Linked DNA regions of Homo sapiens: regions 1, 3 and 4 are each linked to region 2. A link is a loop called in an ENCODE intact Hi-C map of the cell type or tissue named here. Cell type or tissue: endothelial cell of umbilical vein. All regions are shown on one strand.

What was found. Hi-C counts contacts between places; a loop is a spot of excess contacts. Peaks named below come from ENCODE experiments on the same cell type or tissue, not always from the same donor. Only the 100,000 strongest peaks of a DNase experiment are listed, where the experiment ranks them.
Region 1: a loop joins it to region 2, with 7 times the contacts of the local background. A loop is called at or near these places in 98 of 110 quality-filtered maps.
Region 3: a loop joins it to region 2, with 4 times the contacts of the local background. A loop is called at or near these places in 3 of 110 quality-filtered maps.
Region 4: a loop joins it to region 2, with 2.7 times the contacts of the local background. A loop is called at or near these places in 29 of 110 quality-filtered maps.

What each region holds. Positions count from the first base shown.
Region 1 is chr1:39,255,018-39,263,017 of GRCh38, forward strand. MACF1 (microtubule actin crosslinking factor 1) reads left to right here. Exons shown (of 101, transcript NM_001394062.1): 6 at 2,919-3,011. Among named protein-coding and RNA genes, the nearest start is that of MACF1, 54 kb to the left of the region's middle. In endothelial cell of umbilical vein, a CTCF peak has its summit at 3,836 (motif pointing left); a DNase peak (open chromatin) is centred at 3,824; H3K27ac peaks cover 255 bases.
Region 2 is chr1:39,188,535-39,196,534 of GRCh38, forward strand. It overlaps a transcript of MACF1 not described here. Among named protein-coding and RNA genes, the nearest start is that of MACF1, 12 kb to the right of the region's middle. RefSeq lists an enhancer at 2,974-3,516. In endothelial cell of umbilical vein, CTCF peaks have their summits at 3,250 and 4,148 (motif pointing right); DNase peaks (open chromatin) are centred at 1,207, 3,227 and 3,767; H3K27ac peaks cover 7,868 bases.
Region 3 is chr1:39,313,961-39,321,960 of GRCh38, forward strand. It overlaps MACF1 (microtubule actin crosslinking factor 1), which reads left to right. Exons shown (of 101, transcript NM_001394062.1): 27 at 1,553-1,731; 28 at 2,431-2,569; 29 at 3,254-3,447; 30 at 4,493-4,655; 31 at 5,704-5,787. Among named protein-coding and RNA genes, the nearest start is that of MACF1, 110 kb to the left of the region's middle. RefSeq lists an enhancer at 7,965-8,000. In endothelial cell of umbilical vein, no CTCF peak of the experiment used is centred here; a DNase peak (open chromatin) is centred at 4,541; H3K27ac peaks cover 2,854 bases.
Region 4 is chr1:39,405,747-39,413,746 of GRCh38, forward strand. The region is part of intron 58 of MACF1 (microtubule actin crosslinking factor 1); the gene reads left to right. Among named protein-coding and RNA genes, the nearest start is that of BMP8A, 82 kb to the right of the region's middle. RefSeq lists silencers at 2,777-3,386, 3,397-3,626. In endothelial cell of umbilical vein, a CTCF peak has its summit at 5,355 (motif pointing left); DNase peaks (open chromatin) are centred at 3,045, 3,915 and 5,325; H3K4me3 peaks cover 3,977 bases; H3K27ac peaks cover 1,886 bases.

The DNA of each region.
Region 1 (8,000 bases), 66 kb after region 2:
CACCGAGAAGATACCCTAATGTTGTACTAGTCCAGTTTCTTATTATAGATAAAGAAACTGAGACCTGGACAGGTAAATGACCTGCCTCAAATCACAAGTCAGAGCAAAGCTGAGACTTTAACTCAGGCCTTCTGACATGCAGTTTAGTGCACCTTCCACTATCCATGCTGCTTTCTACACAGCACCCTTCCTCCTTTGCTTCCTAACTGAAGGAACCAAATCCAGGGATTGATGGATGAGAAGCAGAGCACAAGTGGTGTGGCCATCTTTGAAAAAGAAAAGAAAAATACCTCTTTTGAGAGACAAGGAGAATGACAGAGGGAGGGGTGAAGATACAGAGATGGTTTGTGGTAGAAAGAAGATGGATGAGGGAGTCAAAGAGTTCATCTGCTTAGAGTGAGCCATATGGAAAATATTTGGGATATCTAGGGTTGCCAAGCAACAACAGGGTCAACGTGACATTAAATGGTATGCATATTTTTGGAGTCAGTTCATTTTTGACACTCATATCAGTAATTCTCATTAACTTCTAAAATTCTCTGTTTGCTCTCATAACAATTTACTTCTGGTATAACATTTCTTATTTTCTTGTTATTTCTCTGTTTGCTCCAATGCATTATAGGCTCCGTGAGGACGGGGAATAAGATCTTAACATTTCACCTTCATCTCTCATAATGAATGGTCCTCAGTTGGCACTTAATAAATATTTGCTGAAATAAATTGATAAATAAAAGTGGTAGAAGTGGAGGTTGCTGAAGTGTTTAGGGTACTGGAGAAAGCAGCATTGAAATGCCTGTGTGTGGAGCTAGAGGAAGCTGGGGTGGGGGCCTTACTGGCAGGGTTTATGAGAAGAATTGATTAGCTAGAAGTCTAAATCAGGACAAAAAGTGGCTTTGGTTACTATGATAGAATGAAAACGTGGACAGGTAAGAACAGTGGATTCAAAGAAGGGCAGGGAGATTACTAGAGCCGTTCTTGGTAACGGTAAAGTCCAAGATGTAGCTGTGCAGATGGCCAAGGTAGGGAAAAACGAAAGTCATCAGAATTCAAAAGGCAGGCAATTTGTGCAGATAGTGTAATATTTGGGATATCAATATAAATGCTAAATTTCCAGGAAAGGTGATGATGAGGCAGGAAAAGAGAATAGGAGCTAGGTAGTGAGGTCATTGAGAAAAAGGTTAGCAGAGATTGGAAGGTGGTTTGGCCAAGGGAGGTAGACTTCACAATGAAAGGGGAAGGCTGACAGAGGTAGGACTGAGGAATGTGGACTTGGCTGGTACTGGTAACCCACCAACTGTCAACTGTTAGTGATTAGAAAAATTGAATTCTCGGGGAGGGGACAGGTTTTCCCACTTGCATCCTACTCCCACCGTATAGAAGAGGAGACCAAGATACAGAAAAGGGAAAGAACTTGCCCAGATGAATGTCATTGTAAGGGAGAAATGAGGCCTCCATTTGAGAAGGTCACTAGGGTCCTCTGGAGACACACAAGTTTCAGTTCAGTAGAAGAGATAAAGGGAGGACAGCTGAAGGACACTGTGTCGCAGGACTCTGAGGGTATGATTGAGGAGGCTAACAGAGGTGAAGTAGAAGTAGGGTGGTTTGCCCAGGACACTCCCAGTTTTAAAGTTCCACGTCCCAGGAAATTCCTCCGTTCCCAGCACACTGGGGCAGTAAGTCAGCCTGGGAAGAGGGTGTGTCAGGGCACATTGAGTTGTTGGGATGAGATTTTAGGAGTAAAGCAGGTGCTGCGGGAGGCATGGCAGGTATGGATATCTGTGACAAAGATGGGATAATGGAGGTGAGAGCAGGCCAAAGACTGGTGAGGGAAGAGAGGCATCTCTCTTTTCTGTCTTTCTCTCTCAGAACCTTAAGAAAAAAAAAAAAAAGGCAAAGAAGAAAGAAATCTTGGCCCTGATGGCAATAAAAAAGTGACCCACAATACCTTGTGCTTGCGAGGTTGCTTTTCTGGTGAGAAAGCAAAATGGCGTAGCTACTCTGATGACTTCTTATAAAGCTAATCATATATCATATAACCCAGCAATCCCACTCCTAGGAATATACCCTAAAGAAATTACTGTGCTCACACAAAAACCTGCACATGAATATTCATAATTGCCAAAATCTAGAAATAATTCACATATCCTTCGATGGATGAATGGGTGAACAAAGAGTAGCATATCTCTATAATGGAATACTACTCAGCGATCAAAAGGAGCAAACTGTTGATTCATGCAACAGCTTGGATAGGGATCTCAAGGGCATTATGCCGAGTGAAATAAAAAGACAGTTTCTTTTTTTTTGAGACGGAGTCTCACTCTGTCGCCCAGGCTGGAGTGCAGTGGCACAATCTCTGCTCACTGCAAGCTCTACCTCCCAGGTTCACGCCATTCTCCTGCCTCAGCCTACTGAGTAGCTGGGACTACAGGCACCCGCCACCATGCCCGGCTAATTTTTTGTATTTTTAGCAGAGACGGGGTTTCACCGTGTTAGCCAGGATGGTCTCGATCTCCTGACCTCGTGATCCGCCTGTCTCAGCCTCCCAAAGTGCTGGGATTACAGGCGTGAGCCATCGCGTCTGGCCGGCAGTTTCAAAATCTTGCATGCTGCATGATCCCATTTATCCAACACTCTGGAAAAAGCAAAACAAGGAATCAGGATCAGATCAGTGGTTGTCAGGAATTAGGGGTGAGAGTAGGGTTTGATTACAAGGAGGGGGCCAGCACAAGGGACCTTTTTGGGGTGATGAAACTGTTTTGTGGTGGTAGTTGCATGAATCTATACATGTGTTAAAACTCATAGAACTGTACACCAAAAAAGAAATCAGTTTAACTGTAAATCAATAATGAAGTGATGCAAAAATTTAATCAAAACAAAAAGTCCTAGAGCTCTGAGCCGTGCTTTTATTTCTTTTTCAGGTGAAACTAGTGAATATTCGCAATGATGACATCACAGATGGCAACCCCAAGTTGACCCTGGGTCTGATCTGGACCATTATTTTGCATTTCCAGGTAGGGCATGTGAAGTTTGGAATTCCTGTTGCTTTGTTTGGACATGGCCTAGAAAGTTGCACTGCCTTCCACAGACAGCATTGAGCCTTCCTTCTCTCTATTTGTCAGTGAACAAAGGTGGATGGGAGTTGGAAAGGAAAATTAAGATTGATCTGCAGACAAGCTGTTGTATCGTAAACGCAAAACTTCCTAATTATTTGCTTAATTAAATGGAGGGATTTTTTTACCCATTTGTGGTTTGGCCCTGTCCTCAGCAGTCTGGTTATTAGAGGTCTGTTTGCTCAGCTGAATCAAAATGAGGCTCTTGAAGGACTCAGAATATGAGGGTTGAGAAAAGCTGTTGGTGTTGATGCTTTAGAATGGTGGAGTGAAGGTTCATAGTCCTGCTCTAATGTAGACTTTTTCTCATCTCTAATAACCTTTAAACAAGCCTCGTTAATTAGAATACTTTAGTATCTGGGTTTGTATATGTGCTGGCAAGCACAACCTTGCAGCGGCCATCACACCCAAGAGCATCTTGAAGAATATTCACATGGTCACATGGCCTTCCTCTTCCTAAGAAGGCAAATCCTTTTTAGATCTGAATTGCTATTGGAAAAGTACAGCCCTATTTTTATAAAAAGGCTGTTCTTTTACATCCCTTTTAGGTCAGCCAAACAAAGCTATTTCTCAGACAGCTCTCTCTGATACACAGTTGCTGCACATGAGGCTGATGGATTAGAGGCTGATAGCTAGTGGGAATAGAAGGCAGGGTGCCGACTTCAGGGATGAGGCCAAGGTGACATCCTAGCTGGGGAGTTGGCGCTACCTGCTGGTTAAAGATAGAACAACAGGTGTCCCCGAATTCCTGAGAGAAAAATCTGAGTGCTTAGGCTTGTTTCTTGAGGCTCTAGTTTGGAAGCAATGCTGGCAGTCACCAGCATGGACAGGGCTAGGATTGTGTGGTGGTAATGTATTTTTGTGGAACCACAGGGTATCCTCAGGCAAGCTTTGGGCATAGGGATAACCAGGAACATGAACTTGGTAGGTGTGCTCTGTCTGGCAGGATGGGAAACTTTGTTGAGCTTTCATGGAGGACTACAGTTATCCCTTTGGAACTCTTATGAACAGAGGAGCTTTTAGAGAAATTTGTTTGTTTTTTGGTCACAAACCTGCCCTCACTGTGAGTGCCCAATGTTTGTCTCATAGGTGGGAGGTAAGGAGAATTTATTCACTGTCTCTATTCACCCCAACTACTACAACTAAATTAATTTCCTTTTTTTTTGACCGAGTTTTGCTCTTGGATTGCAATGATGTGTTCTTGGCTCACTGCAACCTCCGCCTCCTGGGTTCAAGAGATTCTCCTGCCTCAGCCTCCCAAGTAGCTGGGATTACAGGCACCTGCCAACATGCCTGGCTAATTTATATGTTTTTAGTAGAGATAGAGTTTCACCATGTTGGCCAGGCTAGTCTCGAACTCCTGCTCTCAGGTGATCCACCCACCTCGGTCTCCCAAAGTGTTGGGATTACAGGCGTGAGCCACCGTACCAGGCCATAACAAATGTTTAAATAGAGAAAACATTTTCTTTTCTTTTTTCTTTTTCTTTTTCTTTCTTTCTTTTTTTGTTTTTTGAGACGGAATTTCGCTCTTGTTGCCCGGGCTAGAGTGCAATGGTGCAATCTCCGTTCACCGCAACCTCTGCCTCCCGGGTTCAAGAGATTCTCCTGCTTCAGCCTTCCGAGTAACTGGGATTACTGGCATGCACCACTACACCCGGCTAATTTTGTATTTTTAGTACAGGGTTTCTCCATGTTGGTCAGGCTGGTCTCAAACTTCCAACCTCAGGTGATCCACCTGCCTCAGCCTCCCAAAGTGTTGGATTACAGGCGTGAGCCACCGTGCCCGGCCAGAAGAAACATTTCCTTGAAGCATTTAAAAATTTCATTTCTTTCTGTTTACTAGTTTTCAGAATAATTAGTTGGTTCGCTAAGATTCTCCAAAGGTGACCAATAATAGTTCCTTTGTTCACCATTTTTTTTTTAGTATCACTGTGACTTGTGGATTTTTAAGCAGACTTAATGTTCCAATCAAATACAGTTATTATTCTTTTTAATAAAATCAAATAGCTCCATCTTTGGCTGTAAAGAGGCTTTCAAGTTGACTCTGAGTCCTTTGGCATGACCACAGTGGTCTTTGATAATTTCCTTTATTTCTTGTGCGATGAGGTATTCCAGACTCTTTTTTTATATTTTCTGTCCCAGGCCTGAAATTCTTAATCTCCCCTAGGAACTGGTTCTCTATTTATTGACCACAGTCTGAATGCTCCTAGGTTGCCCATTATTTCTTTCTTTTTCTTTTCTTTTTTTTTTTTTTTGAAGCAGATTTCGCTCTTGTTGCACAGGCTGGAGTGCAATGGCACCATCTCGGCTTACCAAAACCTCTGCCTCCCAGGTTCAAGCGATTCTCCTGCCTCAGCCTCCCAAGTAGCTGGGATTACAGGCGTGTGCCACCACGCTCAGCTAATTTTTTTATTATTAGTAGAGACAGGGTTGTTGGCCAGGCTGGTCTCGAGCTCCTGACCTCAGGTGATCCACCTGCCTCAGCTTCTCAAAGTGCTGGGATTACAGGCGTGAGCCACCACACGCGGCTGGTTGCCCATCATTTCTAGGCTTTTTCTGTGGGCAGAGCTAGGCAATACTTGTATTATCTCTAAAAACAACAACAACAACAACAAACAAACAAAAAACCCCATGAATTTTTACTGATATTTCTAATTCAAATTTAGGATTGCAGGGTTTTGTTTAACCTCTTTGACTTTATATCATTTTTTTTCTTATACTGAAAATCTTGATCTTAACAACAGTAATGTGGTTACTTACTCTTTTCCTACACACACAGAGATCTGTAAAATCATATATATTATTTGTAATATATATGAATCCAAGTGACAATATGAATGTTATTGTTAGCAGTATGATTACTTTGAAGTCACTTGAAATAATTTCTCTCTATTGTTGTTAAGCCACAAATTCAATACACAATTAAGGTTCATTTGTTTTTATTTGCTTTCAGTTTTGGGGGGTTGCTTTTTTCCTTTCAATTTTACCTTACATTATGTAGATCATTTATATTGTTCCAAAGGGAAATTTTAAAAAGTTAAATACAAATTGTGTTCAGAGAGGTCTAGCTTCCATCTCTGCTCCCTCCATTCTGTATCTTCCCATTCTCTGTAGTTAGCTAAATGTTTTAAAACACCTTTTTGGTTATAATTTCTATTGTTTGTTTATTTTAGGAAAATGCATTCATAAAAAAAACTTTACTGAGGTGTAATTTACATACCATCAAATCAACTAATTTAATGATTTTTATGAGTTGTACAATCATCACCATAATCTAGTTTGGGGACATTTTCATCATCCAAATAAGATCCTTCTTGTTCATTTACAGTTACTGCACATTTTCATCACCAGCCTCAGGCAGCCACTAATTTATTTTCTATCTTGATAGATTTGCTTATTCTGGACATTTCATATAAATGGAATCCTATGATAGATGGTCTTTTGTATCTGGCTTTTTTCACTTAACATAATATTTTTTGGTTCATCCATGTTGTGGCACATATCAGTACGTCATTCTTTTTTATTGCTGAATATTCTGTTGTATGGATATATCATGTATTTTGTTTAAATATTAAGCCAGTTGATAGACATTTGAGTGGTTTTCACTTTTTCACTGTTATAAATAAAGTTATTTGCATACCAGTCTGTGTGGGTTTATGTTTTCATTTCTCTTGTGTATACATGTATATACCTAGGAATGGGATTTCTTAATTGTACAGTAAGCATGTTTAGCTTTTAAAGAAACTGCCAAATTGTCTTGCAAAATGGTGTATCATTTTACATTCCTACCAGCAATGTATGTGGTTTCCTGTGTCTTTACATCCTCACCAGTATTTATTGTCTGTTTTAGATTATAGCTATCACAGTGAGTGTGAAATTGTATCTCTTTGTGGTTTTAGTTTGCAGGAAAATGTATTATTTAATTGAATTCCACAAACATTGACTGGGAATGTTATGAGCAAGGTCTTAGATAGAGTGTATGGAAGATACACGGCTGAGTGCAATGGCTCACACCTGTAATCCCAGCACTTCGGGAGGCCTAGGTGGGCAGATCACTTGAGGTCAGGAGTTCAAGACCAGCCTGGCTAACATGGTAAAACCCCATCTCTACTAAAAATACAAAAATTAGCCAGGTGTGTTGGCGCACTGTAGTCCCACCTACTTGGGAGGCTGCAAAGCATGAGAATCACTTGAACCCGGGAGGTGGAGGCTGCAGTGAGCTGAAATTGTGCCACTGCACTCCAGCCTGGGCTACACGAGACTCCATCACAAAAAAAAAAAAAAAAAAAAAAGAATCTACTACAGAAGATACAAAATTGAACTAGATACAGACCATCTAGTTGGACTCTTATTGTTTAGGAGAGTGAGAACAGACATACCATAAAATAACTTGACAGAGGTTTAGAGAATGAGAGAGGTATGGGTTAGGATGATGGAACACAGTATGAACTCAACAGTGGGCAGCAGTTACTAGTAACAACTTATTATAATTATTAATTGACCTTATAACTTCCAGGGCTTTTGACACAGCCCACTGTTCTTTTTCCTGTTACCAATTTTACAGAAAGGTAATAGCAGCTTTGGCCTAGTCTGTCTTCTGCATGCATATTGGCTGCCTGCTTTTCTCTGTTATTTCAGCACAGCCAAATGCCTATTTATTTGTCTTCTTGTAGGTGGGAGCACCGCTCCCAGAATATTTTCTCAGTTTTAACTATGGATTCCTTTTCTTTGCCGTTCTGAGGGCTTGGTATTTGCCTATACTAGCTAAGTGTTCTGGTGTGTGGGGAAAGGTTCTCTGCTTGTGAAGCTTTTGATTGACTACTGAAGGATCATGTGGAGTGCCCCCCCACCCCCCGCCTCGTCTTGCATCAGATTTGGCATGGTATGTCT
Region 2 (8,000 bases):
TCTGGGGGCCAATTCTGGTAGCTAGAGCTCTGGGCCAAGTGGAGCAATTGGCCAGTCTGGAAGGGCCTCATCGTTCATTGTCAAAGTTTATTGATTGATTGATTGATTGATTGAGACGGAGTCTCACCCTGTCACTCAGGCTGGAGTGCAACCTCTGCCTCCCAGGTTCAAGCAATTCTCCTGCCACAGCCTCCCAAGTAGCTGGGATTACAGGTGTTTGCCACCATGCCTGGCTAATTTTGTATTTTTAGTAGAGGCGGGGTTTCACCATGTTGGCCAGGCTGGTCTCGAACTCCTGAGCTCAGGTGATCCACCTGTTTCTGCCTCCCAAAGTACTAGGATTACAGGTGCGTGCCACCACACCCAGCTAATTTTGTATTTTTAGTAGAGGCGGGGTTTCACCATGTTGGCCAGGCTGGTCTCGAACTCTTGAGCTCAGGTGATCCACCTGCTTCGGCCTCCCAAAGTGTTAGGATTATAGGCGTGAGCCATCATGCCCGGCCCATTGTCAGATTTCATTTAATATCCCTGTTTTCACTGAGACACCTGGCTCCTGACCTCACACGGGCCTGAAGACTTCCAACCAATCTTGTTTTCAGCCTTACTCTGCAGCATGCCTTCTCCTACCAAGTCTTCAGAGGTTCCTGGTGCTTCCAATTTCTGAGCCTTTCTGGGATTCTGCAGTACAATTTACCTTGTTTCTTATTGTTGCCCATTTCCTGCAGGCACTTAGCAGAGAGAAAGAAAGCTGACATTTAAGTTTTCGACCATTTGTTTATCCACACTCCAGTGTATCAAACTTTTGTTGCTATTTCTTATTCTTATTTTCTGTGGGTTTGTGCCATTTTAATTCTCTTACTGTCACTTTTCTGAGGTTTCTGAAAGGGAGCTAAATGTGCTTATTAAATTTGTGATGGATACCCCAAAGTTGGCAGAAGTTAATCTTCCCAATTTACTTACCTCTCTCTGAGCCTCCTCAACCCCAACCCAAATACACAAACCCTGTGGTTCATTCTAGTGTCACTTGTACTTTCTGTTTTTCATTCTCTTCCTCATGCTATCTCTCCTCCTGGAGTGTTTACTCTTCTTATTTCAGACTGTTGAAATCCTATACATTCTTCTAGTCCCAGGTTATATTTCTTATCTATGGAAGCCTTTTTTTTGACTTCCCCAACAGGAAATGACCATTTCATTGACTGAATTTCTGAAGTTCCATTCACTGAGTTCTTATAGTCTTGCCCTCCTGACACAGCCTGTACTGCTTTATGTTAAGACTATCTGTATACATATTTCTCCAGTTAGATTGTAAGCTCTTAAAGGATAGTAGCATAAGACTGGCTTTGTAATTTTTTTTGTTATTGATAACAATCAACATAGTACCTAGGCAACTAAATATTTCACAGAACCACAGAATTTTAGAGCTGGAAAAGAATTTAGAGATCTAGAATGTGAACTCATTTTATGAATGAGTAAACAGATCCAGTGTAGTTAAACGATCCTGAAGTCATTTAATAAGCCAAGAACAGAACTGGACCTATAATCGTCTCTAGTTCTGTAATGTCTAAATGCATTGATAAAATCTGATATGTGCTTATTTAGATATTCTGGTTTATCAAAGGTTAACCAGAGAGTGCTTTTTGTTTCATTCTTGTTGAAAATTTTTGTCAATATCTTTTTGGTTTTAGTAATTAGGTATGCCATAGGTAATTTCTTTTCTTTTCTCCCTCCTTCGCTGCCTCTCTCTCTTCTTTCTTTCTTTTTTCCTCCCCTCCCCGCCCCTCTCCTCTCTCTTCCTTTCTCTTTTCTTGTCTTTTCTTTCTTTCTTTCTCTTCTTTTGTGTGTGTGTGTGTGTGTGTGTTTGTTTTTGTTTTTTTTTTTTTTTTTTGATGGAATCTTGCTTTGTCACCCAGGTTGAAGTGTAGTGGCGTGAGTAGCTGGGACTACAGATGTGCATCCCCACACCCAGCTAACTTATTGTATTTTTTCATAACAACAGGGTTTTGCCATGTTGCCCAGGGTGGTCTCGAACTCCTGGGCTCAAGAAATCTGCCCTCTCGGCCTCCCAAAGTACTGCGATTACAGACGTGAGCCACCGCCTTGTGCTGTCTCTCTTTTTCTCTTTCTCTCTCTTTTTGATAAAAATCAGGATCTTGAGTATTCTGGATTTTGTCAAAAACTGAGCTGGAGGTGGTGCGGTGGCCTGTAATTCCAGCACTTTGGGAGGCCGAGGCAGGTGGATCACTTGAGGCCAGGAGTTTGAGACTGGGTTGGCCAACATGGCGAAACCCCGTCTCTACTAAAAATACAAAAATTAGCCGGGCGTGGTGGTGTGCCTGTAATCCCAGCTACTTGGGAGGCTGAGGCACGAGAATCGCTTGAACCTGGGAGGTGGAGTTTGCAGTGAGCTGAGATCGCACCACTGCACTCCAGCCTGAGTGACAGAGTGAGACTGTGTCTCAAAAACAAACAAACAAAAAAACCCCAAAACAACAACAACAAAAACTAAGCTGGATAATAGTTTTCTTCCCAGGCATATATGAGCATCAGAGACCCAAGGATTATAGGTAGGGAAAAAATGTAGGCAACTGTATTGAAGGTGCTCTGATTTTTAAGAAAATTTTAAAAATTCACTGGATATGATGTATTTGGGGTGATTCTTTCTTTCTTTTTTTTTTTTTTTTTTTAACCTAGCAGTAAAGTACAGGCCCAGTTGGGTCCTACTTAAAGTTTTCCTGTTTGACAATTTATCAGGAATTATTATTGCTTAAGATAGCTTTGAAGTAAATTGTCTGTGTCAAAGACCTTCCTCCACTTCTCTCACTTACCTAGCTCTTGGCAGCTGTTTCCAAAATGTTTGCACTAACTCCATAGATTCATGTCTGAAGGATTAGATACTCCAGGAACATCTATTGGGAGAAAGTTTAACTACAACTGTTGTCCATTTTTCAATTAATGTGCCAGTCACTAATCAAAAAAACAGATGCTGTCGTTTTCCTCATCCACTACTTGGGACACCTAAGGATGGATGGACAGATACTTAAGAGGCTGCCTCCTTCTTCTGAGATTGGGCTTTTCATCAGGGCTGTGCCACAGGGTGTGATGCTGTGTGATAGCAGATGGCTCTGCTTCATGCCCATTACTTTTTGTTTTATCCAAAGTAGAAGCTGTGGTCCCCAGATTTTAGAGAGTAAGGGCTTAATCATACTCATTGGCTTTTCTGCCTTTGCCTGTTTCTGCATTGCCACCTGGCTGCCATTAGAGGGAATTCATTACAACTCTGAGTCCCTGCAGGGAGCTGAGAGGAGCTATCCTTGTGTTTAGGATGGGACATGTGTTCTTAAAACTGGGCCAGGCACGGTGGCTCCCAGCACTTTGGGAGGCCGAAGCAGGTGGATCACTTGAGGCCAGGAGTTCGAGACCAGCCTGGCCAACATGGTGAAACTCCGTTTCTATTAAACATACAAAAATTAGCTGGGTGTGGTGGTGTATGCCTGTAATCCCAGCTACTCAGGAGACTGAGGCACAAGAATTGCTTGAACCTGGGAAGTGGAGATTGCAGTGAGCCGATATCTCACCACTGCACTCCAGCCTGGGCGACACAGCAAGACTCTGTCTCAAAAAAAGAAAAAAACAAAAAACTTAAAAATGGTTACCCAGATTTCCTTTTATGACTTGTTCAGTCAGAGGCAGCTGGGAGGATGCACGCTGGGGAAAGCATTACTCACCAGGCACACATAGTGGCCCTGACTGCTGGCAAGTAGTCTGGGCTGTGTTAAGAGTGAGTCACCTCGGGGAATGGAAAAATTGCAAGGTACTGAGGGGTAGGAGTTGTGTGCCAGTGACTGCTCCTTTTCTGTCTGCTATTTTCTCTATAAGGACTCATCACAAAACCATAAATACTGACGATCCTGTTGAGGCAGCCGTGAAGCCAACCAACTTTATGGTGATAATGTTTCCCATAAAAGGAATGAGCTGACTGGACATAGCATTGTTGCCTTCTATGTTACAGGTGTATATAGATTTTGACACAAGCTTGAACTTGTATAATGAAAGTTCCATGTGTGAGAATTTCATCAGAATAAAAGCAACACAGTTTTCTTTGTTGTTTAAAAACTTAGTCTTCTGTGTCTATCTATCTTTGTCCAGTAGGGGTCACTGAGGGTTAGGCTCTCAATAAGAGAAACACTAATCTAGTGATAAATGAGCTGGATTCCTTGTCTATTGTGACATCTTTGTATATTCAGTACTATGTTTTTTAAAATATTAGAGCAGAAACAAAAGGCGTGAACTTGTATTAAGAACTTTATGGGCGAAGCGCAGTGGCTCATGCCTGTAACCCGAGGCGGGTGGATATCACCTGAGGTCAGGAGTTCGAGACCAGCCTGGCCAACATGGTGAAACCCCGTCTCTACCAAAAATACAAAAAAATTAGACGGGCATGGTGGCGCATGCCTGTAATCCCAGCTACTTGGGAGGCTGAGGCAGGAGAATTGCTTAAACCCGGGAGGCAGAGGTTGCAGTGAACCGAGATTGTGCCATTGCACTACAGTCTGGGCAACAAGAGTGAAATTCCATCTCAAAAATTAAAAAAAAAAAGAATATTTCTGGACAAAAATAACAATCCTGGGCAAGATTCTGGAACAGTCCCCATAGACAGGGCTTCTTTTCTTCGTATCATTTTTTTCTCCATTTCTTTAAGATGTTGGCTACCAGAGTTTCCTGGAAAAAGCTTACTAGATAGATATTATTTCATTGGGGAAAAGGGTCAAAATGCCAGAGAGAGAGATTACTTAAAATGGTAATATGGCTGTTGAGGTTGACTAGATATTCTTGTCCTTTCCCTTTTTGAAGCAATGCTGTCGAAGCCTAATTTGACTTAGTCATTGAGCTGTTCAATACCACACATTACTTTCACTTACCTTCTTGCATTTGCCACTGAGGATGACTTGATGCCCTGCTAGGAGGTCTCTTGTGTGGTAATCATAATAACAAGAGTTGGCATTAATGAGTCAATGTTTAATGCTTTTTAAATAGTTAATGCTTACTGTGTGCCAAATATATTATGCATTTTCTCACTTAATCCTCACTGTAACACTGTGAAGAGGTAATTTTATTATCCCTTTTTGACATGAGATAACTATGGATTAAAGAGATTAAGTAATTGGTTCATAGATACACAACTAGAGATTGTGAAATCAGAATTTGAATATAGGTTTGGCTCACAAATTATATTTACAGCCCTGGTAAGAGAGAGAGGGAGAGAGAGAGAGAGAGAGGCAGGCACTTGGGTTTAAGAGTGAGTTTTCTTTTTTCTTTTTTTCTTTTTTTGAGACAGTTTCGCTGTTGTTGCCCAGGCTGGGGTGCAGTGGCATGATCTCAGCTCACTGCAACCTCCACTTCCTGGGTTCAGGCAATTCTCTTGCCTCAGCCTCCCAAGTAGCTGGGATTACAGGCACTCCTGGGTAATTTTGTATTTTTAATAGAGATGGGGTTTCACCATATTGGTCAGGCTGGTCTCGAACTCCTGACCTCAGGTGATCCAACCACCTCGTCCTCCCAAAGTGCTGGGATTACAGGCATGCGCCACCACACCTGGCCAAGAGTGAGTTTTCTAAGTGCTGTACCAGAGCATCTCTCACTTTATTTTCTGCCCCTCCTCTTTAGTGTTACTTTCCCTTTTCTTTCTTAAGGGTAAGACCTTCAGTTGCTGAGCTTGATAGGAAGGCCATCTAGAGTTAGATCCTGGGCAGAATCCATATCCGGAGGGATTTCCAGAAGTGGAATTTCTTTTCTTTTCTTTTCTTTTCTTTTCTTTTCTTTTTTTTTTTTTTTTTTTTGTGATAGAGTCTTGTTCTGTTTCCCAAGCTGGAGTGCAGTGGCGCGATCTCAGCTCACTGCAGCCTCCACCTCCCGGGCTCAAGGGATTCTTCTGACTCAGCCTCCCAGGTAGCTGAGACTACAGGCACATGCCACCATGCCCGGCTAATTTTTGTAATTTTAGTAGAGACGGGTGGCCAGGCTGGTCTTGAACTCCTGACCTTAGGTGATCCACCCCGCCTCAGCCTTTTAATGTGCTGGGATTACAGGCGTGAGCCACCATGCCCAGCCAAAAGTGGAATTTCTTTCTCCCTGCCTTCCTCTCCCCTCCCCTCCCCTCCCCTCCCCTCCCTTCCCTTCTCTATTGTCTTGCTCTGCTGTCTAGGCTGGAGTGCAGTGGTGTGATCATAGCTCACTGTGGCCTGAAACTCCTGGGCTGGAGTGATTCTCCTGCCTCAGCCTCCCAAGTAGCTAGAACTACAGGTGTGTAACCACTGGGCCTGGCTAAGTGTTATTATGTTTTGGAGAGATGGGGTCTTGCTATGTTGCCCAGGGTGGTCTTAAACTCCTGTCCTCAGGCAGTCCTCCTGCCTCAGCTTCTCAAAGCGCTGGGATTACAGGGGTGAGCCACTGCTCCCAGCCAAGCAGTTTAATTTCTGAATTAATAAACTATCTTCCTTCCAGCTCCAAGGAAAAGCAAAACTTACACTTGTGTTCTTGGAGACACTTTTTTCTTTTAAATTCCCAGGTAGATTTGGAAGTTCACTGTTAAAGATGGTTCGACACCCTTGTTAGTGTATGTTACCTACTAGGCCTCTCTAGAAGAGCATTTTGAGTTATTTCTGCCATAAGATGAATGGTTTTCCAGGCACTTGTTCTCGGTTGTATGTTTTTGTGGTCAAAAAAGATGCATTACCAGAAGAAATGTTTATATTTTGGGAGTATTCATAATTCACTGGGCCCAGCTTTGCCCTTTCTAGTGTGCACCCGCCCCCATTCTTGCTCTTAAGCAGTTCTCAGATCCTCTCATTCATTTATTAATTTGCTCATTCCACAAATAGTTATTTAGTGACTAAGATTTTATAAAGGAGAGCAGACATTTATCTAGCTTCAAAAACAGTCTAGTGAGGGAGTAACAATATGTGCTCAGCTGTATTATAAAGCACAAAGTGCTAAACTTTATGAGAGAAACAGATAAAGTATAATAAAAGCTCAAGGGAGGGAGAAGTTTACTTCTCACTGGGATGGAGGGAGGAACTGGAGATAATTCTGTGGAAGTACTGGCTTTAAGCTGGTCTATAGAAATAGGAGTTTAATATCTGGAGATGGGAAGGAAAAACGTGCCAGGATAATGAGGGAAATATTGTGAAGCCAGAGAGTTTTGGATTTAATTTGCTGATAGGGAGAAATGTAAAGTTTTACAGTGAAGTTATAAATAAACATTTATTAAGCATTTAAAATGTGCCAATCATTATACATGCTTCAAGGAGATTACTGTTGTGGTGAACGAGGGCAGGGTTGGTAAGTTGGAGACTGAGATTAGACAGATTAGGTAATTTAGGTGAGGTAAGTTATCAGTTGCCAAGGTTTCGTACAGTCTGAGCAATATTCATAGTCTTTGTGGTCAGATGTAGTTTGTTTGCTGCTCCTCCAAATAATGACAATTATAATCAGCAATTATTGAGCAGGTATTGAGCACCTGAAACACATTAACTCATTCATCCTTACTACAACTCTGAGACAGATGCTATTATTATCATCATTTTACAGATGAGGAAATTGAGGTTCCATGAAGTTAAGTAACTTGCCCAAAGATGCTAAATGTGATGTATACATAGTAGTATGGATTTAAACCCAGGCAGACTGGGCTTATAATTTCCATGCTACTATAATACTCATGGCATCTATGTATACGGAGCAATAAATATGGAGATTTTCCTTACTTTATTGTATTCAATGACACTTTTGTATGTAGAATGTTCTTTGTAGACATTCTGGGCCTTTGCAAGTTGTCTCAATACCACATTGCCAAACCTTAGAGGCAGAGTCATGGATGTCTCCTAATTAAGTTATCTGAAGCCCACATCCTCTGCCTGTCTTCAGTTAGATGCCTAGTGTACTCATGGGAGGGGACAGATGACAAGAGTTTCAGGGCCAGGCTTTGATGTCTGCATCGTGCCATT
Region 3 (8,000 bases), 130 kb after region 2:
CTTTTTCCAGTCTCAACCCTGGAAATCAACTGTTTCTCCAAGGAGTTCTGATTCTTTTGGGCAGAGAATATTATTTAGAAACTAAGATCTGGGTACCAAATGTATTCATTGTTGTTGGAGTATTATTGCTTATAGGCCCACTTAGCAGACAGAGCTAGAAAACATAGGCCGGGTGTGGTGGCTCACGCCTATAATCCCAGCACTTTGGGAGGCCAAGGCAGGTGGATCACCTGAGGTCAGGAGTTGGAGACCAGCCTGGCCAACATGGTAAAACCTCGTCTCTACTAATAATACAAAAATTAGCCAGGCATGGTGGCGTGTGCCTGTAATCCTAGCTACTTGGGAGGCTGAAGCAGGAGAATCATTTGTACCCGGGAGGCGGAGGTTGCAGTGAGCTGAGATCGTGCCATTGCACTCCACCCTGGGCAACAAGAGCGAAACTCTGTCTCAAGAAAAAAAAAAGAAAACATATATTTACAAATATATATATGCATACACACACACACACGTGTTACATATACACACATATACATGTACGTAAGTTTACAGATATAGATCAATATATTTATTGATCTCTCAATTTCTCTTTCTCTCTCTCTCTCTCTCTCTCACACACACACACACACACACACACACACACACACACACAAATTCATATGTATTTGTCTCCCCATCCAGTTCCCAACCCATAGCACAGGGATTATTCTAGCCTCTTTCCATATTTTTAACCCCCTTCCCCAAGAGAGAAAAACCTGCTTTATGTTATCCACAGTATATTTACTTATTGTTCAGTCCTAGCATTTACAGATAGTAGTTTCAGAATTGTTAACTCACTGCAGTAAACAAACCTACCAAACTAGAGTTTAACATTTATTTATAGTTCCTTATGTCTTTAGCCTAAAGGTATATCTATAGTTCGAATACTGAGTTCAGAAATTGCTTGTGTGTGTTCTTACCCTTTCTTCCCCTTCAGTGTGATTATGTTATTTATCTGAAATACAGTTAGGCTTATATATTTCTGTTGTGTTCCATTTGAGAGCCACCCTTAAATTTTCCTTATTTATTTCTTTACAAGAATGTAAAACATTAACATGGTTCTAAAAGTCAAATCTATACAAAAAGAAGTGTATTCCCCTCTAGCTAGTCCTTTTATCCCCTTTGCCTTCCTTCGATCCTTTCAATTCCATCCTTTTCATCTCATTAGTTTCTGGTTATCCTTTCTGTCTGTCTCTTTGTATAAACATATACACATATATTTTCTCATTTTCCCTTCTTTTATATACAAAATATAACATGCTATAGATACTCTGTTGACTTTGCTTTTTCTGCTTAAAAATATATCCTAAAACCACTTAATTCACAGAAATCTTTCTCATTTCATTTACAGCTGCATAATTCTCCATCGTATGTCTGCTTCATAGTTTATTCAACCAGCCTCCTATATATGGGCATTTAGGTGGTTTCCAATATTTAGCTATTACAAATGTGGACTTCTTTCTACCTTTTTTGTTCAATTCTGTCTCCCTCTTTATGTGTGTCTTGTTCCTGGCAGCACACCCAGGAGGATTTACAGCAATTGAGGTCAGACTTGGATGCAGTTTCTATGAAATGTGACAGCTTTCTCCATCAGTCTCCATCTAGTTCAAGTGTCCCAACTCTGCGCTCAGAACTGAATCTGCTGGTGGAGAAGATGGACCATGTCTATGGTCTCTCTACTGTATATCTGAATAAGTGAGTGAGCTGAGGTTTTGGGTCCAAGAGCAATATTTTCCATTGGGATAAGAAAGAGAAAGGCTTAAAGTATTTCATGAATAATACAGAGAGATTATAGATCCTGAAGAGCATATACTGATAATGAGAGGTCTTGGCTTCAGTTCCTAGTAACATTAAGTAGGTTCATTTGGACTGCAGTGAAGAAGTGCCAGTGATATGAAAGGGGAATTAATTTGCAGTGTTGGGACTATGATTTACCTCACTTCTGTTTGATTAAATATTTCTGAAAATAATACTTAATGGCATAAAGACAAAGGAAGAGACACTAAAGAATAAAAAGAAAAGTTTTTAGTTACACTAGGTATTAGACTTTGAAGGTCTTCCCTCTTCCCACCCATCTCTACCTATGACCTTGAAGAGTAGCGCATCTTAAACTCTTCATAGTGTAAAATGGGTTTCTGGCTTCATGCCTTTCTTCCATGAGTCCACCACATGTATGCATGTTCCAATGCCACTTAGAACTTTATTTTGAATTGGCTTAAATTGGCAGCATAAAAACCACATTTACTTGTTTTCACAAAACCCTGTCAACATCTAAAAATGGTGACATTGATTTTGGTTATTATGTTTTATGAACCTCTCTATAGCACTCCAGGTATATAACCCTGGCTCCTAAAATTCATGTGTTAATGAAGGAATGTGTATTTGTCCCCACAGGTTAAAGACAGTTGATGTTATAGTACGTAGCATACAGGATGCTGAACTCTTGGTCAAAGGTTATGAGATTAAGCTGAGTCAAGAAGAAGTAGTACTGGCAGATCTCTCAGCTCTGGAGGCCCATTGGTCGACATTACGGGTGAGTTGCTCTGAGTTTCTTAGGAGGTTGACCTAACATATTCATTGCTTTGGGTTAGCAGAGAAATGCAATTTTGGATGGCATGACACTGATTTAAATTTGCATTTGAATAAGGCAGAATGTCATTAAATATATTTTAATATGTATTCAAAGAAGAAGGGACTGAGAAGTATGTCTAGCTAGAAAGGGAAGAGAAAGGACTAGGTTTTTCTATTTATTTTTTCCCTTTTCACCTTAATAAAATCATGGATTAATTGGATACAGTCAGTGGTTGTGCCATAAGTTTATAAATCACTTAGCTGTTATCTAATTTGATTCTCACAAGCCACTCTGTGAGGTGGACAAGAAGAGATTTTTCTCTCCATTTACAGATGAGAAAACCAACACTTACTCTGGCTAAATGACTTATTTTGGTTTCATATGTTATAAGTGGTGAAGCCAGGTTTCAAACACAAGTTCTATGCACATTTCTCTATAGAGTACTGCCTGTCCTTGGCATCCCAGTGTGTATCAGGAAAGCAGAGACCATGACATGTGGAGGCAGTCCTGGCACAAACATTCCAGGGCACAATCACATATACAATGTGGAAATAGCTGTAGACCGTGTCCTTGTTTCCCACCTTAGACTGACTCCTTTTTAGCATGGAAAGTATACAACCTGTTTCTGTACTTATGTTTCCACAGCACTGGCTTAGTGATGTGAAGGACAAGAATTCAGTGTTTTCAGTCCTGGATGAGGAAATTGCCAAGGCCAAGGTAGTGGCAGAGCAGATGAGTCGTCTGACACCAGAGCGAAATCTGGATTTGGAGCGCTATCAGGAAAAAGGCTCCCAGCTGCAGGAGCGTTGGCACCGAGTCATTGCCCAGCTCGAGATTCGGTGAGTGGTGGCCCCACCTTTTTCTCCTATTAGAGTTCAGGGACTAGGTCTTAAACAAAAACAGAGTTATATCTGTACATTTATATTTAAAGGTGGAAATGGATAGGGAGGGGTGGAAATTTAAAAACCACATAAATTCTGGACAAGTAAGTGACAGAAAGGTGAGACCGGCAATCTCAAAGCAGATGTAATGCCTCTCCTGTGTCCCAGGTCTTTTCTAGTTAAGCCACTGATGACAATGGCTTCCTGGAATGTAGACTTGAAAGGTCCCTGGTGATCTTTTCTCAAGGACAAAACCTATACTCTAGTTCTTGTTTTATTAGCTTTGTATCCAAATATGAGCCATTTTTTATGATGGAGCTTTACAGAATTTCTTGCTTTCATCTCATTTGCTAATTCAGTAATTTTTCATCTCTGTTACTAGAGGTCCTGCTTCTAATGACAGATGTAAATAGGAAGGACAGAAACTGCACCTTTTGGAGGCTAAGCTGGTTAGGGAAATTTGTAGGGAGAGGAGCTTAACAACTCATAAGTTTTCATTCTAATTGAAGTCTTATCACAAAGCTGGTTAGACTAGAGAAGTGATATGACTTATTGGAAGTAGCAGGAAATAATGACTATTTTTCACTTCTCTCCCCTCTCTCCTTGAGAAATTATAGTGATTCATAAATCATAGCTGTGCTGTACTGACAGGTACTCTGTCATCAGGGAATAGAACTGTACAGCCAATACTACCTTATTGGTCACCCTGGTAATTCTTGGCAACCTAGGTGAAAAATTTGACAAGGATTATTGTGGGATGCTAGACCACAAGGCAGCATCCAGGGCTAGCAGGTCACAACTGGTTTCTACTCACTTTTTTGACCATAGGGCACTGGTACATGCATAGGTCTCACTCAGCCTTGCATCGCTGTTCCCCGTAGATAAAGATGGATCGTTTGTGGTCAAGCCCAGCTGGATACATGGGTTAAAGAGGGAATTACCTCATTTACTTTATTGTATTTGTACCAAGGTATCTGATAGCAGTTTCCCTTTGTTCTTCTAGCCAATCTGAGCTAGAAAGTATCCAGGAAGTTCTGGGAGATTACCGAGCCTGCCATGGAACTCTCATCAAGTGGATTGAGGAAACCACTGCCCAGCAGGAAATGATGAAGCCAGGCCAGGCAGAGGATAGCAGAGTGCTTTCGGAGCAGCTCAGCCAGCAGACGGTGAGTGTGGTAGTAGCTCTGGCGAGAAGAGTTAGAAATTTAAATTTTCTTTATCATAAAAGAAAATGATGTACTGGCAATTAAAGCTTCCTCCAAATGGAAGATATCCAAATTCCCTTTTCTTTGAGTGGTTTGAGCAGGATCGTCCCAAGATACTGGTTTTGCATTTAGACTAGAGAACCTGTAAGGTACCTTCAGTTCTGAGTTTCTGTAACTGTATTGAAACCACTAGATGGACAGATTAAAATTATCTTTATTTTGTTTTTTTTTATATTACATTTTATTTTACTAGGATTAGATATGGGGTTTTGAAAACCAAGGGAAAATTGTAAGTAGAAGAAAATGATTCTTTTTTTTTTGAAAATGATTTATTTTAAGCATTTTTTTTTTGTTGGTATTTTGTTTTGTTTTGTTTTGTTTAGCATTATGGTTAAGAGTATGAGATCTGGAGTTGTATTGCCTGGATTCCAATTCTGGCTCACTTACCTACTATAAGCCTTTGAAGAAGTTATTTAGCTTCTCAGTGTTCTACTTCCTTATCAGTAAAATGGACATAGTTTGTTATTTATTTAACCTACCTTATGAGATTATCGTTGCTAGGATTAACTGAAGTGATACATGTAAAATACTTAGAATAGTGGTTCTCAAAGTGTGGACCCCAGACTAGCAGCATCCGTATCACCTGGGGACATGTTAGGAATGCAAGTTCTTGGGTTGGGCACAGTGGCTTCTGCCTGTAATTGCAGCACTTTGGGAGGCCGAGGCATGGGGATCACTTGAGGATAGGAATTTGAGACCAGCCTGGTTAAGAAAGCGAGAACTTGTTTCTACAAAAGATTAAAAAGACAAAAAAGTGCAAATTTGTGAACCCAAACCCACTGAACCAGAAACTCTGGAGGTGAGGCCCAGCAGTATGTGTTTTAACCACCCTTTCCAGCAATTCTGATGCAGCTAAGGTTTGGAAACTACTGCCTTAGAACATAGTAAATGTTCAGCTCTTTCAATGGTGGTAATGGCAATGATAATGTTGTGATATTTTGCTTCCTAGGCCCTATTTGCAGAAATTGAGAGAAATCAGACAAAACTGGATCAATGTCAAAAATTTTCCCAGCAGTACTCTACTATTGTAAAGGTAACTTTACCACATCCCAAAAAGAACATGAATCATCACCAGCTCAGGAAAACCTACATCTTCACTGTAGGTTCTGTTTCTAGACAAATTAAGCAGAGTTCTTATGCTACAAGCTGGCCTGATCCTTCAGTTAAGCAGATGTGTATTTCCTGCAACCCCATGTTTGGGGTTGCTTGGAGAAGTAGCAGACGTTGGCTGTGATTTGAGGAGTCTCCATTTGCGTGACCGTAGGCCCTTTAAACTTAACATGGCAAAAACAGAATGTTTGAGTTTTCTTCTTAAATATGCTTCTTACTTGTCTTTCCTATCTCAGGAAATAGTATGGCCATTTTTTTCTAATTGCTGAGGCAAAAAACCCAGGAGTCATCCTAAACTGTTCTCTTTGCCTTAAGCTTTATATTCTCCGTTGGCTCTTGTCTTCAAACATGTCCCACATCTGACTGCCTGCCGTTATCTCCCCTCTATTTCCCTAGTTCACATTCCAGTGAAGAATCTTCTTTAGACTACTACAGTACCCTCTGAGCTGGTCTCTTGCTTCTGCTCTGGCCCCCACAGGCTATTTTCCCACAGAGTAGCCAAAATCCCCTTTTTAGAACATATTGCATGTCACTGAATCTTAGACTCCATTGATTACAAGCTACACCATAATTTTCTGCATGCCAAAAAGAGGAAAAAAGAAGAAACTCTGCCAGTTATGTGACATGCCATTGATTCTAAAATATGTTCCAATTTGAAAGACTAAAATGTGGAGAAAATGTGTACCTTAGAATAGATGAAATACAGCAAATAAGATCATGTCACTCTCCTGCTCAAAACTGTCCAATGGCTTCATATCATAGTCGTAATAAAATTCTAAATTCTTACATGGTTTATAAGGCCGTGAATGATTTAGCTCTCCCCTATTTCTCTTAGAATATCTTTAAGGAAAAATGACTTGAGGCCAGGTGTGGTGGCTTATACCTGTAATCCCTGCACTTTAGGAGGCCAAGGCAAGAGGGTTACTTGATCCCAGAAGTTTGAGACCAGCCTGGGCAACATATCAAGATCCCATCTGTAAAAAAAAAAATTTTAAATTAGCTGGATGTAGTGGTGTGCACCTGTAGTCCCAGCTCCTCAAGAGGCTGAGGTAGGAGGCTCACTTGAGCCTGGGACATTGAGGCTATTGAGCCGTGATTGTGTCACTGCACTTCAACCTGGGCAACAGAGAAAGACTGTGTCTCCAAAAAAAAGAAAAAAATAACTTGAGATTATTACATATTTATTTGTTTATTCTGTGACTCTTACTAGAATGTAAGTTCCAAGGGAGCAAAGTTTTTCCTGACTTGTTTCTCAGTGTGTGTGTATAGCACTCAAAACAATGGCAAGTACATAGAAGATGCTTAACAAATACTTTTTGAATGAAGGCTTTCCTTTAGTTAATAACAGAACACTCACTGTAAGAAAGAATTGAGTTCAAACCCTTCACCATTTTCCAGGCTTACTTTGAGTATGCACTTAGACTATGTTTCTGTTACTGTATCTATAAAGTGAGAACAATAATACCTCACTGAGTGATTGTAAAGATTAAATGAGATAATGTATACATAGGACCATGCCTCAAACTTAAAGTGCACTCAGTAAGTGGTAGCAATTGCTTTGATTATATTTTAATGTTCTTACTACTATTTTTTTATGGGTTCCTTCACAAATTCATTCCTTGTTTTCCTTCTACCCGGAGTTTTTTTAAGTAGACAGCAGAAGGACGTTTTAGGCAAAGGAACTGCATAATCCCAGGCAGAGAAGAATGAAAATACTTGATTATATGAGGAAATAGAGAGTATTCTGATATAGCTAGAAGGCACAATAAGGAGCAGTGACTATGGAAAATTAGCGGTGAGATTGGGGCCAACCCATGACAGGCCTTGTTCCATTGTTGTGGCTTTATCTTCTATTCTTGCTTCTCAAAGTGTTGTCTTTGAACCAGTAGCATCCGTAGCACCTGGGAGCTTATTAGAAATGTAGAATCTCAGACCTGCTGAATCAGATTCTGCATTTTAATAAATTATATGGGGATATAATTTATATGCATGTTGGTGTTTGAAAAGCTCTATTCTAGATCATTGAAAGCTTTTTAAGGAGAAGAGTGATGTGGTCATCTTTGGGTTTTAGAAAAAGTATTCTGGTGGAACAATAGAGAATAAATTGAGATTAGACTAGAAGCAGTGAAAGTACCT
Region 4 (8,000 bases), 220 kb after region 2:
AAACTCATTTGAAATTTGGCTTCAGTGCATATGTTTGTGGTTACAGGGGTGGGGGAAATATCTGAAGAGGGTCTCTGGAGCTCCCTGTATTTCTCTTTTAAAAAGTTTATACACAGCATGTGAAATGAACAGATGCTTTTTTTTTTTTGTAGCTATCAGGGCAACAAGAGGTGGAAAGCTGTATCAGGTATTTATTTCAGTCCCTGAGATGGCTATTGGCAGAGTTTCACATACCTAAACTAAGGAGAAACTCATGAACAGATAAAAATTAAGACATGGAGGAGAACTTGTGCTTCCTCTCTTGATTTATTTCTAAACACATACTGATGATTTTTTAAAAAGAGCAAAGCACTCAGAAAGTATTCTTTGGCTTTGGGTTCTGGGGTTTTTTTGGAGGTGCGGTGGGAGGATTAGATTACTATATGTAATTTCTCTTTAGGTTGTATTTAAATTTGTTTTCCTAACACCCTAATTAGAGAGAGTGTGACTGCAGATAATAAGTAATTCGAATCTGAATTTCATAGTCGTAGGAATGCTCCATTTATTTATTTATATGGATCACTGATGAGAGTAGTAAGAATATTGGTAGATAGACATGGGAGGGAATTATTTAAGAAAAGTCTGGATTGGTTGATACCTGACTTGGTGAGGAAACAGTAAAGGAATTTCTGTTCATGAAGTTTGTGATTCCACATCAAGATAATTCTTTATGGCTGGGAACAGTAGCTACGCCTGTAATCCCAGCACTTTGGGAGGCTGAGGTGAGTGGATCACCTGAGGTCAGGTCACCAGCCTGGCCAACAAGGGGTGAAACCCATCTCTACTAAAAATACAAAAAATTAACTGGGTGCGGTGGCGCATGCCTGTAATCCCAGCTATTGGGGAGGCTGAGGCAGGAGAATCGCTTGAACCCAGGAGGCAAAGATTGCAGTGAGCCAAGATTGCGCCACTGCACTCCAGTCTAGGCGACAGAGTGAGACAGAGTCTCACTCAAAAAAAAAAAAAAAAAAAACATTCTTTATAATAGAATAACCACCCATGTTTCATCCAGAGCCAGAATTCCTCAGATTCTTCCAACCAGAGGGGCCCTGGCATGCTAAACAGTCTGTTATGATATCTGAACACTTAAGTGAATGTATTTGGCCAGGGATATTTGCTAGTAAAATTGATCTTTCCTTCCCTGAGTTTTTCCAGTTGTGCTGAATAATTAAAGGAAAATTAAAACCTGGATTCCCTAAACTGTTAAGTATCAGATCTGTAAGCTGTCAGTCCTTAGGATTACAGTGTATCAGAGTTAGAAAGGACTTTAAAATTCATCTGAACAAACTGCAGAAGATTTGTAAATCTGTTTTCCCAAATCTCTGCCAAGTGATTGCTTGAATTTCTGCTCAAACACCTCCAGGGTCAGGAAAGTCACCAGTTTAGGGGACACTCTATTCTTTGAATAGCTGTGAGAAGCTCTTTGTTGGTTTTAAATCTCACATCTTAGTGTGCCAGCTTAAGGAGATACCCAGAACAAGTTTCCTTCCTCCCACGTCTCAGCCCTTCAGATACTTCATGCTAATTACATCTCCTAGAACTTTCTCTAGGTCAGACATTATTGGGTCTTGCACTGTTTGTTCTTCATAGGACAGGGTTTCTAGTGTCTTGGCAGTATACGACCAAGAGGACACAGGATTCTGGGGCAGTGCCTTTAAAAGTTTTAGAACTAAAAAATATTAAAACTAGAAAGGGTGTCAAGACACAACCTAGTCGGCCTCCCCACCCCTTTCAGTTTACAGATGGGCAGAGTCTTTTGGATTTGAGTGGGTAGAATTGATCAGCAGCCGTTGTTGAAGTGAGAAATGAAGTGTAAAGCATTTTACCAGAGAAAGGTCTTTTAGTTGCCTAATTCCGATTACAGGCTTCAGCGCACTTCTCATTTTTGCCAAGGACCAGTCTGATTCCCTAAGTAAGCCTAAGGCTCAGCTCAAGGTTTCAGTGCCAGATCTTCATACACCAGGTGTTGGTTTCACTTACTGTTTGTGTAAAGGATAGAAATAACTTTTCCATAAGTTTTGCGGTATATATTGACCACATGGTCCGACAGAGATTCCGAATTTTAATAGATGTTTTTTTCCTTCATAAAATCAGAGAATGGCCATCACAAATAGAACAGAGTATTGGACCCGTTCAGAGATGCAGCTGCCTCTGGTGGACAGTTTCCTGGGTTGCCCTTTGTACTTTCTTTGTTTAACAGTCACCAGGTGACCAAGTGGCTTTTCTAAAAGCCAAAGGCCGTGGACGACGGGATTGTGAGCGACTTTTCTCTAGTGTTTTCTATTTGAGATTTGAAATACCCATGCTTTTCATCTGGTCCAAGGAGGCTCAGGTTTCCTTGGCTGTGCGCAACTATAAAGGACCCAGGTGTTTGGTCGTAGGGCTCAGCTGTTGGCATCCCCACCTCCCCCAACACCCCATTTTCTTCCGTCATTGATACCACTCAGGTCTGTGAGCAGAGAAATCCTGGTGGGAGAATTGACCAGGACTTGATATACTTGAGAAGGGGGAGAGGGAAGGTAGAATGTGCCTAGAGTTATCCAATAACTTTGGTCTCTGAGCGTGACCGAATTCCTTTGGGACACCGGGAAAGTGCCGGGTTTAAGGCTGGAGTGTTCTTCGGTCCGGCAAGGGGCGCGCTAAAGGTGACACTGGAAGGAGCAGGGACAGCCTTTGGCGGCAGAGATGGAGCCGAGAGCGATGCAGGCGGCCTACCCCAGCCGGCGCGACCTGCCGGCACACGGGAACTCGAGTGGCCGTCGCCAGAGCCGGCTAGCTGGGGGAGCGCGGGCGCCCTTTCTGGATTCGTTCGCCTTTGGGCTGGGCTCGGAGCCGGGCCGGTTGGAGCGAGACAGGGGCGGGAGGGGCCGGGCCAGCGGGAGGAGGGCGGGGCTTTCCTTTGTCAGGGGATTTGCGCCGCGCAGCCCAGACTCGCGCGGGTTCCGTTCCTCTCCTTGCGCCCTCTCCGGGGGCGGGGCGTTCCCCTCTGGCCCCGGGGCGCGGTGGGCGTGGGCTGCGGGAGCCGAACGGCTGGCGTCCCGGGTCTCTCGCTCCGAATCCCGCAGAAGCCCCTCCTTCGGCGCCTCAGCCTCCAATCCTCTCCACCGCTCCCTCCACTCTCGGAGTCGCTCCTCTCCCCGGCCCCGCCCCCGCCGGGCCCCGCCCCCGCCCTCGTCCTCCTTCCTGTGCTCTCCGCGTCGCGCGCTCCCTGGCTTCCAGGGGGCTGCCCGGGCGGGGCGGCGCAGCGCGGCGGCGCGGGGAAGGGGGAGGAGAGCCGCCCGCCAGCCGAGCACTTCCAGCGAGCTAGCGAGCTAGCGGGTCGCGCTGCGCGGGGGAGGAGGACTCGCCCCCCGCCCGACCCTAGCGGAGCCTTTTGTTCCCAGCCAGAAGTTTGCATGCCGGGACCGTGACAGCTGCGGGCGGGGAGGACGGCGGGGCCGCGGGGCCAGCGGCGTGGTGGAGAATAGAGGCGGCTGCTTGTCATGCAGCCCACGGCGTGGCGGCTGCGGGCCGGGGACTGGCGGCGGCGGGCGAGGCGGCGCCCACAGCACTCGGGACTCAGCTGCCGGAGGGACAAACTAACTTCCTGAGCGCGGGACCTGAGGCTGGCGCGGCCGGGAGCCACCTGCAGCCTGCGGTGAGGCGACCCTGGCCCTCGGGGCGCGCGGCATGGCGCGGGGAAGCGGGCCGTGCTGAGCGAGCCCCTCCGACAGACCCGCGGCCGCTGCTGCTGCCCGCCCGCCCGCCTGCCTTTCCGAAGGCCTGGCGCGGGGCTCCGCTCGCCTTGTTTTGCAGCTACAGCGCAGGGTTGGCCTGGGAGCCACAACAATGCCATGATGTTTTGGAGACAGGAAGCCCCAAGCTGGCCCCGAATGAAGGACTTCCTGTGTTTAAAGTTGCAGGAATATCCGCCGACCAGCCCAGTTCAAATGCAAACACCCCAGCTAGGGAGGACGAATGGCTAATTCAGACCAGCTGGACTCTCCAGGGCTGGAACTGAGGATAAAATGAAAGGAATTCTTAGGAGCTTGGGCCATACTTGAAGACTAGAGAGGCTGTGCCATTGTTATTAAAGGATACAATCGGCATAAATTTGCTGCTCCCAACTCTGCTTCGGTGAGAAGTGAGTGGAACTAGATATCGAAAAAGACTCGTCAATATCAGATGATTTTTGTTGACTGTATTTGAAAGAGCAGTGCTCTTAAAAAAAATTAAACCATAAGCCATACAAGGAATTATTTTAAATTATATCGTCTGTCAACCATGAGGCTGCTAGCCTGTGAGGAAAAAGCTGTTTGTCTTAGAGCTTCTCCCAGAATGGTTTCAAAACGGAACTTCCAGGCCTTTCTGGAGGGCAGATGCAATTGGTGGTTTGGGGTATGAACAGCTAAAAGGATTTATAACTTATGTAGAATGCATTTGGGGGGAACCTGTGAAAAATACTTTTGAAAGATTGATGGTTCATCTTGATTGAAAAAGGATGGGTAAGCCACTCAGCAGACCAGACTGTTTAAGGCGGAACCCCAGCTGCCTGGGGAAAGGAGAGGAGGAGGATGGCTACATAGAGGACTGCTATGTTCCACAACGGTCTATATATGATACGATGAGGATAAATGAGCAAATTGACCAGGGGTCAAAGCTTAACCAGACTTCAAAAAGCACCATGGAAAAGATGGAAGGAAGTACTATATCCAGCAATGGTACATTAGGAGCAGCATCTAATGTTTTTGAATCTAGAGCACCAGAAGGTAAGAAGCTGGATGAGAGGATAATATTTGATGCACTAAAGCTAAGCAGTGATGTGCAGAAGTCAGCACCTGTGCCACCCAGAAGGCGGCCAAATGCAGAACGCAAAGACAATGTTAACAGGAGATCGTGGAAGTCCTTCATGCCACCCAACTTCCCAGAATTTGCAGAGAGGATAGAAGCTTCTCTCAGTGAGGTTTCAGAAGCTGGTGCTTCAAATCCTTCCTTGCAAGAGAAGAAGGAGTCCAGTTCTGCATTAACAGAAAGTTCTGGTCATTTGGACCACAGGGAACCTCAGTCAGAGTCAGTAACTCTGGAACATGTGTCCAAATCCATAGGTATTCCAGAGGTGCAAGATTTTAAAAACTTAAGTGGAGACTGCCAGGACTTTAGATTTCAGCAGCACAGTGCAAACCCTCCTCATGAATTCCAGCCTGTAGAATCAGAAGCTGTAGCAACAAGTGGTAACACAGATGTAATGCAGGAATCCAGATTCTCAAGTGCAACCTGGCCGAGGGCCACAAAAAGTTTAGCTAAGGGAGGCTTCAGTGAGAAGCAGCACCCCCTTGGGGACACAGCCTGCACTGTGGAAATGCCACCTCTCTCCCCTTGCCTGAGTGAAGAGCTGTTAGATCCAGAATTGCATGTTCTCATAACCCCCAGCCTGAGAGAGAAAACAGAGTCTGAGCTAAAGTTTGAGGAGGATGAGCGATGGATTATGATGGAGGCTGAGGGAGAGTGGGAGGAAGAGAAACTGTCAGACAGGGAAAAGACTTTTCTGATGGCAGATGAGAAGAACAGCCTGGCAGATATTTTTGAAGAAAGAGAACAAGCAAACACAGCAGTGGTGGAGGATGGATCCGATTGCTTAGCTGCTGTCTTGAGGACTTTTGGCCACCTATCTCTTGGTCAGATTTGTTGCCCTGATGACCCACAGCCAGCCAAGGACCAGTTGGCTACTGTTCCCAAGGATATACCCCTGGATTGCGATTGTGTTCTTACAGGTGAGGATATTCTCGGTGAGGTGGCAAACAGAACTGCTCAGGGGTTAGAGGGACTTGTTTCAGATTCAGCATGTACTGTGGGTACTATTGATGCAGAACAGCTCTCTGACACAGACTCAGTGCAGATGTTTCTTGAACTTGAAAAGGAGTGTTTATGTGAAGAAGGAGTAACTCCTCTAGTTGAGCTACAGAATCAAATCTCTTCTGAAGGGCTGGCTGCATCCCAGGATGCAGAAAATTTACTCGTAATTAGTCATTTTTCAGGGGCTGCCTTAGAAAAGGAACAGCATTTAGGCCTTTTACATGTAAGGGCAAAAGATTATGATACTAGATTGGATTGTGGATATTTTAATACCCTGGATTCTTCTCAGGTGCCTAATGCTGTGGAACTTATTGCCCACGTTGATATCATGAGAGACACTTCCACTGTTAGCAAGGAGGAATGTGAAAAAGTGCCTTTTAGCCCCAGGACTGCAGAATTTAAGTCCAGACAGCCAGCTGATCTGGATTCACTGGAAAAGCTGGACCCAGGAGGACTGCTGAACTCTGATCACAGGGTTTCTCATGAAGAAAAATTATCAGGCTTCATTGCTTCTGAGCTGGCCAAAGACAATGGCAGTTTGTCCCAGGGAGACTGCAGTCAAACTGAGGGGAATGGTGAGGAGTGCATTGAGAGGGTCACCTTCAGTTTTGCTTTTAATCATGAACTAACAGATGTTACCTCAGGACCTGAAGTAGAGGTGTTATATGAATCAAATTTACTAACAGATGAAATTCATTTGGAAAGTGGGAATGTAACTGTTAATCAAGAAAATAACAGTCTGACATCAATGGGAAATGTGGTCACTTGTGAATTGTCTGTGGAGAAAGTTTGTGATGAGGATGGTGAGGCAAAAGAGCTGGATTATCAAGCCACACTTTTGGAGGATCAAGCTCCAGCACATTTCCACAGAAACTTCCCAGAGCAGGTCTTCCAGGATCTCCAGAGGAAGTCCCCAGAGTCAGAGATTCTGAGTCTGCACCTGCTGGTTGAAGAACTGAGACTTAATCCAGATGGAGTGGAAACTGTGAATGATACAAAGCCTGAGCTGAATGTGGCATCATCAGAGGGAGGGGAGATGGAAAGGAGAGATTCAGATTCATTCCTAAATATTTTTCCAGAGAAACAAGTTACCAAGGCTGGTAATACTGAACCAGTTTTAGAGGAATGGATACCCGTCCTCCAGAGACCTTCCCGGACTGCTGCAGTACCCACTGTCAAAGATGCCCTAGATGCTGCACTGCCCAGCCCAGAGGAGGGTACCTCAATTGCTGCAGTGCCTGCCCCAGAGGGAACTGCTGTAGTTGCTGCTTTAGTGCCCTTTCCACATGAGGACATCCTAGTTGCTTCAATAGTCTCCTTAGAGGAGGAGGATGTCACAGCTGCTGCAGTATCAGCCCCAGAGAGGGCTACTGTCCCAGCTGTTACAGTATCTGTCCCTGAAGGGACTGCTGCAGTTGCTGCAGTGTCCTCCCCAGAGGAGACTGCTCCAGCTGTTGCAGCAGCCATCACACAGGAGGGTATGTCAGCTGTCGCAGGGTTCTCCCCAGAGTGGGCTGCTTTAGCTATTACAGTACCCATCACAGAGGAGGATGGTACACCAGAAGGGCCTGTCACCCCAGCTACCACAGTGCATGCTCCAGAGGAGCCTGATACTGCAGCTGTCAGAGTGTCCACCCCAGAGGAGCCCGCCTCCCCAGCTGCTGCAGTGCCCACCCCAGAGGAGCCCACCTCCCCAGCTGCTGCAGTGCCCACCCCAGAGGAGCCCACCTCCCCAGCTGCTGCAGTGCCCCCCCCAGAGGAGCCCACCTCCCCAGCTGCTGCAGTGCCCACCCCAGAGGAGCCCACCTCCCCAGCTGCTGCAGTGCCCACCCCAGAGGAGCCCACCTCCCCAGCTGCTGCAGTGCCCACCCCAGAGGAGCCCACCTCCCCAGCTGCTGCAGTGCCCACCCCAGAGGAGCCCACCTCCCCAGCTGCTGCAGTGCCCACCCCAGAGGAGCCCACCTCCCCAGCTGCTGCAGTGCCCACCCCAGAGGAGCCCGCCTCCCCAGCTGCTGCAGTGCCCACCCCAGAGGAGCCCGCCTCCCCAGCTGCTGCAGTGCCCACCCCAGAGGAGCCTGCCTTCCCAGCTCCTGCAGTGCCCACCCCAGAGGAATCCGCCTCCGCAGCTG